Regions from separate parts of the Mus musculus genome. Here region 2 is linked to region 1. The links are chromatin contacts, found by POLR2A ChIA-PET in ENCODE. All regions are on one chromosome and are shown on one strand. The core of a region is the stretch at or near the end of the contact, and the rest is flanking DNA. Distances in the headings are between cores, read along the strand shown.

Region 1 (2,700 bases), core at 137-2,636:
ATCACAATCAAGTCCCTAAAACTACTTAGATTTTGTGTATTTTATGTCACCTTATTTTTGTGCTTTTAAAACAATTTTATCCTTTAAAAATCTGTCCACCGCACAGAAGACATCAGACAAGCCATCACTGGTCCCGATAGGAACAGGTGGTCCATGCTGCGTTCCTCGTCCTCTAGGCCACATGTCCCTATTCCGCCTAATCTCATTTCTGAAGCATTATTTCCGGTGGCCCAGATGGCTCTACGCACGCCAAAACGATCCACCTCAGGAGGATTAAGAACCCAAGGCCACATCTGGCATCCAGTGGGATGGTGGTGGAGGCTTACAGAATGGGGGAACTGCGGCCTGGCAAAAAGGTGAATCGGGAAGGTAGAAGCTCCGCTCTACGCCCGACTCCTCAATGTCACTCGGGAGAGATGGAGGTTCGCGTGGCATCACCCTCGCAGAGCCGGGGCGCTGAGCACGCGGCGCGGCCGGACAGCAGCCTCTGCCCGGCAGGGGCTTCAGCAGGCAAGACCCTCCCGGCGCTCACCCGTCACCCCGGGGCGACTCGCGCCGGCCACGGAGGGGAAGTGGGAGCAGGCGAGGGGCGCGGGCGGGGCCGGGCCTAATCACATGGCACAGCCGTCGCAGGCCGCCTGGCATCGCTTTCTTTCTCTTCCGCGAACCTCCGTTGCTAAGCCGCACCGCCACCGCCCACCGCCCAGGGCCCGACCCCTCCCCTCAGCCTCACCCACGCAACTCACTTGTCGCCCGCGGCCACCATCTCCTTGCCCTCGCTGTTGCCGAACGCGTCGGTCTCCCCCGGGCTGTCCTTGGGGCCCGGGGCTGCGGGTGGCGACGCCCCTGGCTGCTGCTGCTGCTGCTGCTGCTGCTGTGGCGGCGTACCCCCCTTCCCCAGCTCCTGTAGGATCTCCGAGGGCGAACTGGACAGGCCGCCCGCGCCGGGGCCCTTCGCGCGGCCGCCCCCGCCCCACCACGGGTGGAGTCGCGCAGCGGCCACCAGGCCAGCGGTCGGCCGGCTCCCGCCCCGGGGGCGCCGGCACAGCGTGCCGAGGGGCTGCGCGCGCCGCAGGACGGCTCCGACGGCGGCGGGCGGCCTTAAGAGCAGCTCCCGTAGCATCGCCGAGCCTCGCAGCCGCATCATACCGCCGGCGCCCGCTCGTCAGATGAGGATGCTTGGGGCGTGGGCGGCCGCTCTGCTCCCGGAACCGTGTCCCGCACGGCGGGGAGAGGACTGGAAAGAGAAAAAGTCCGGGACGGGGTGTGGCCCCAGCTCCGCCGCTCCCGCCGCCAACGCCGCCGCCCTCGCCGCCGCCGCCGCCCAGCCTGCAGCCAGCCGAAGTTGCTCTGGCCGCCGCGAGCTCCGCACTGAGACTGACGCTCAAGGGAGGGCTGGAGACATACCAGGCTCACCAACCGGGGGCGGGAGGACGCTGACGGCCTGCCCCCTGCAAGCTCTTCCATTGGCTCAGCCTGCCGACCTCTCTTCTGATTGGCTAGAGAATCGGTCAAATTTGTCTCCGCGCCCGTACGCAGTCCCGCTGGGTCCTGGAGGGCGGGGAGAAGGACGACTGACGTGTGTCAGCCCCGCCGACCGCTCTTCCCCCTTGCCTCGGGCCACCTGAGGCCAAGCTGGGCGAGGACCCGTAGCTCCGGAGTCTGGCCATTCACCAGGCAGGTGCGCTCCAGGGAAGCACGTCCTCCAGCTATTGAGGAAGCTGGAGTGCGCCTGTTCAGGCCGCCCAAGGCTGGAGGGAGGCTGGCGGTGGCAGATCGTCTGGTCCAAACCTACTGCTCGCCCCCTCGGTTAGGGGAATGTGTCCGCCCCTCTGAAGGCATCGGTTCTGCCAAGGCCGCCCTGACTAGCTTCATCCCTCTCCCAAATGTGCTTAAAACTTTCCATGGTTGGCTACTGCCCAGAAGCGAAATGTTTTGGAAAAAATGAGCAAAATCCTTTCAGCTATGCAACTTAAGACATTTAGAACGTTTGAGCGTAGGAACAACGAAGAATAGAGAAAAAGCCAGAGTAAGGGTGGATCTCTTCTATCTTCTACAAGATTTCTCCAAATCTTTTGAACGGCGATTATTTCATTAGTACCAGTTGACTTGAAAGCAAAATACTGCAGATCCTTTTTCTATTTTAAAAGCCATTTTAAAATAGAAGCATCTGAATACCATGTCTCAAAACTGTTTCAGCACAGCATCACCTCATCCATGTATCCTTTTAGATGTGTGTGCATCATATGTTTCCTGAGTCTGCACACATATACCACTCAGGACTAAAACCGCTTTTTAAACCATTTCCTGAAACAGATAGGCTTAAATGCATAGATTCACCAAAGTTAGCAGGATATGTAATTCACCAGATTTAGTAATCCAATCAATCTGTACATGTTGAACGAGATTAGTAACCAAAGAATCTGACTGTGCCTACAGGCTTGTCATGCTCAAGTTTTTGTTTTGTTTTCAACCTGCTCTTTAGATAAAAATAAAAAGTGTGAAGGAAATGACCTTGTGGGGGGAAAAAAAGCCAGAATTTTATATTACTTGGGTGGCTTTTATTATTGCTTAAGGTTAGTTTGTCAAAAATATTAATATTAGTGAATCAAAGTTATATATTTAGGAAAAACAATACATTCTAGGGGAGAGATAGCAAATGTTACCCTTAATAATATCTAACTTTGTCTTTCTAACTTA
Region 2 (2,703 bases), core at 167-2,666, 400 kb after region 1:
GGTTTATTTTTAAAAATCAGCCCCTAATAATTTCCTTAAAAAAAAAAACTCTGAGCTTTTACAGCCACATACTAGGTATACACATATACGGGGCATTTGGTGAAAGCCTCCTTTAGATAACTCAGAGACATTCTTTCCTATTTAGACCATTAAAAAAAATTGAAGCTGAGTTATTAAAAAAAAAAGATTTCTATTATATCGAGCTTAGTGCTGTTAGTGGAAGACTGGAATTAGAGAAAAGAACACAACTTCTTACTCTAGCTTTGTGTGTGTGGTGGGGCAGGGATGGGGATCAGAGGAAGGTTAAATTAGGTCTCATGTAGCCAGACTAGCCTTGGATCCCCTATGCCACTTAGGCTCACCTTACCCATCATTAACTCTGTTTCTCAAATGGTGGGATTACAGTCCACTACCACCACACTCTTCTGCCCTACTTCAAGTATGAAATAGTAAGTCACACTGAAAGGTTTCCAGAGACCAAAGAAGGCTTGCTCTTAACACAGAATTATCCTGATCATCAATAAACCATAGGGCTCAGAAACTGTGAGTCTCTTTCTAGGACAGACTATTCTCTTGTGGTTGGTGGTGGCTTTCTCTGCTCCCCAGAGTGGTTTACTGTGCAGCATTCCAGTTTCTTGGAGTCTTCTGTCTCAATAGGCTGACTTTAGAGAGCTATCATCTCTGCCAGGTTGGTTATGTTTAGAACACTCACTATATCTTTGAATTTTTAAAAATACAATCTCATTTTTAAAAGAAGGCTTATTTTTTAATTTAAGTGTATGGGTGTTTAGCTTGTGTGTATGTCTGTGTACCATATGTCTGCAGAATTCAGAAGAGGGCAGTTGATTCCATGAAACTGTAGTTACATATGTTTGGGGCTGCTGCCATGTGCACGCTGGGAAACATGGGTTCTCTGGAAGAGCGATAAGTGTTCCTAAGCACTGGACCATCTCTCCAGCCTCCAGATCTCTATTAAAGTAACACTTTATTAATAGTGAACTTATATAACCCTTTTGGGTTTTTTTTTTTTTTTTGAAAGATACTGTGTTCATGAGCTTAGACACAAATTATTTAAGCACCAAATTTCTCAACTTGTTGCTTAAAAAAAAAAAAAGGAAGAGGTGAAAGGAGGGACAAACAAACAAACAAGTCAGGCTTTTGTCTAAGTGGGGCTTGCTGGTCTTATTTCTGAGAGGGTGCATGTGAAGAGCCTGCCTTTCTGAGTGGCCCGCACCAGTGCTCTGAGAACCCTGCGCGGGGCTCCGGCGTGTTTTAAACTGCCCGCCAACTCTGCAAGCTGGCCCAGGAGCAAGAATCGGGAAGGCAGGTGATCGCCCCCTGGAGGCCACTGGGAGAGCCGCTCGGCGGACCGCGGAAGGGCGGGGCCGCAGCCGGCTCCGCCCCTGCAATCCCCTCCCTCCGCTTTCCCGCTCTTGGTCCGCTGCGCCACTTCCGCCGCTCTGGCCGCGATGCTGCCTAGGTTGTGGTGGCTGGTGCTCTGGCTGCAGCCCCTGGCTACACTGCCAGCGAGCGCGGTGCACGACGAGGAGGCAGCGATGTCAGGTAACCCCGGCTCCGGGCGGGGGGGCCTCCTTTCGGCGCCGCAGGGTCACGCGCGGCCGCGGCCAGGCCCCGCCCCTGTCTGCGGGCATCGGATACTTCAGTGTTTTGGTTTGTTCAGGATCACACCGCTGGACAACCGCACAGCTGGCCCTTTGTCTGCAGTTTATGTCTGAAACCTTATTTTATCTGTCTTCAGAAATCTCAGGAAACTCAAGGCTAGAGAAGGATAGAAGCTTCAGAAAGGAACCGAAATTCTGTTTCTGATTGGCTGCTGTGACCTGGGTAGCTGGTCATATGCAAAATACTGCTGATGCTCCAGCATTGAACCAGGTGCACAGGAAGTCTCAGTGAGCTACTCAGACTGTTTGGGGTGCTTAAGATTCTGGCTCAGAAAGCTGTAGCAGCAAAACGCAGTCTCCACGAGTTTAACATTTATTTCTACCATTCACTACATCCTTCAAAAGATTGCTTGTTTGTATTCTTCATTACATGGTCACTTACAGACTCAAGGGAGGCTGTCAAGATACAGACTTTCAATTGGATAATATTCCGACACCGACAAAGTTAGTAGGGTGTCTAAGACTGAAAGAGAGAATGGATGTTCAGTAAGCAGTTATTAGCTTCTGTCACACCTTGTGCCCATACTGGTATCTTGCAGTGAGTTACACCTTAGGGGACGGTCTGTGGTCAGCTTTTCATTGAACAGGAATGTGTTAATTAACTATTTTGTGCTATGCAGGGCTGATTTGCTCTAACTGCATTGTCTTATACTGATTATTCATATATGCCCATTTTACATGCTAGAGAACAAAGAATTGGTAGTAAATATAATAGGTACTTGTGAAAATATAAAACAGTTTGAGGAGGAGGGCTCCTGGGCGTGGCAGCAGAGGGGTAGAAGTAGTTATATAGATTCAGAATCTTGGGCTCTAGTGCAGTTGTTGATTTAACCTGTAGGTGTCGTATTCTCCAGGGCACACAGGTATTATTTCTGCTCCTTTTATTTGCTTCAAGGAACTCAGTTTTTCAAGTTTTGCTGCTGTATGGGTCACCATATAGCCCTAGCAGATCTGGAGATTTTTACATAGACCAGGCTGGCCTTGGCTGTACAACATTCCTGCCTCTACCTCCCAGGTGAAG

Evidence for each region. ChIA-PET counts read pairs that join two places held with the same protein, here RNA polymerase II (POLR2A).
Region 2: POLR2A ChIA-PET joins it to region 1 with 10 read pairs in embryonic stem cell. The contact joins the promoter of Nemp2 here to the promoter of Gls in region 1. POLR2A ChIA-PET finds 5 or more read pairs at or near these places in 4 of 5 experiments (Patski and embryonic stem cell).

What each region holds. Positions count from the first base shown.
Region 1 is chr1:52,231,846-52,234,545 of GRCm38, forward strand. Gls (glutaminase) reads right to left here and starts at 1,387. Exons shown (of 18, transcript NM_001081081.2): 1 at 747-1,387. The coding sequence starts at 1,147.
Region 2 is chr1:52,629,289-52,631,991 of GRCm38, forward strand. Nemp2 (nuclear envelope integral membrane protein 2) reads left to right here and starts at 1,417. Exons shown (of 9, transcript NM_001142647.1): 1 at 1,417-1,563. The coding sequence starts at 1,470.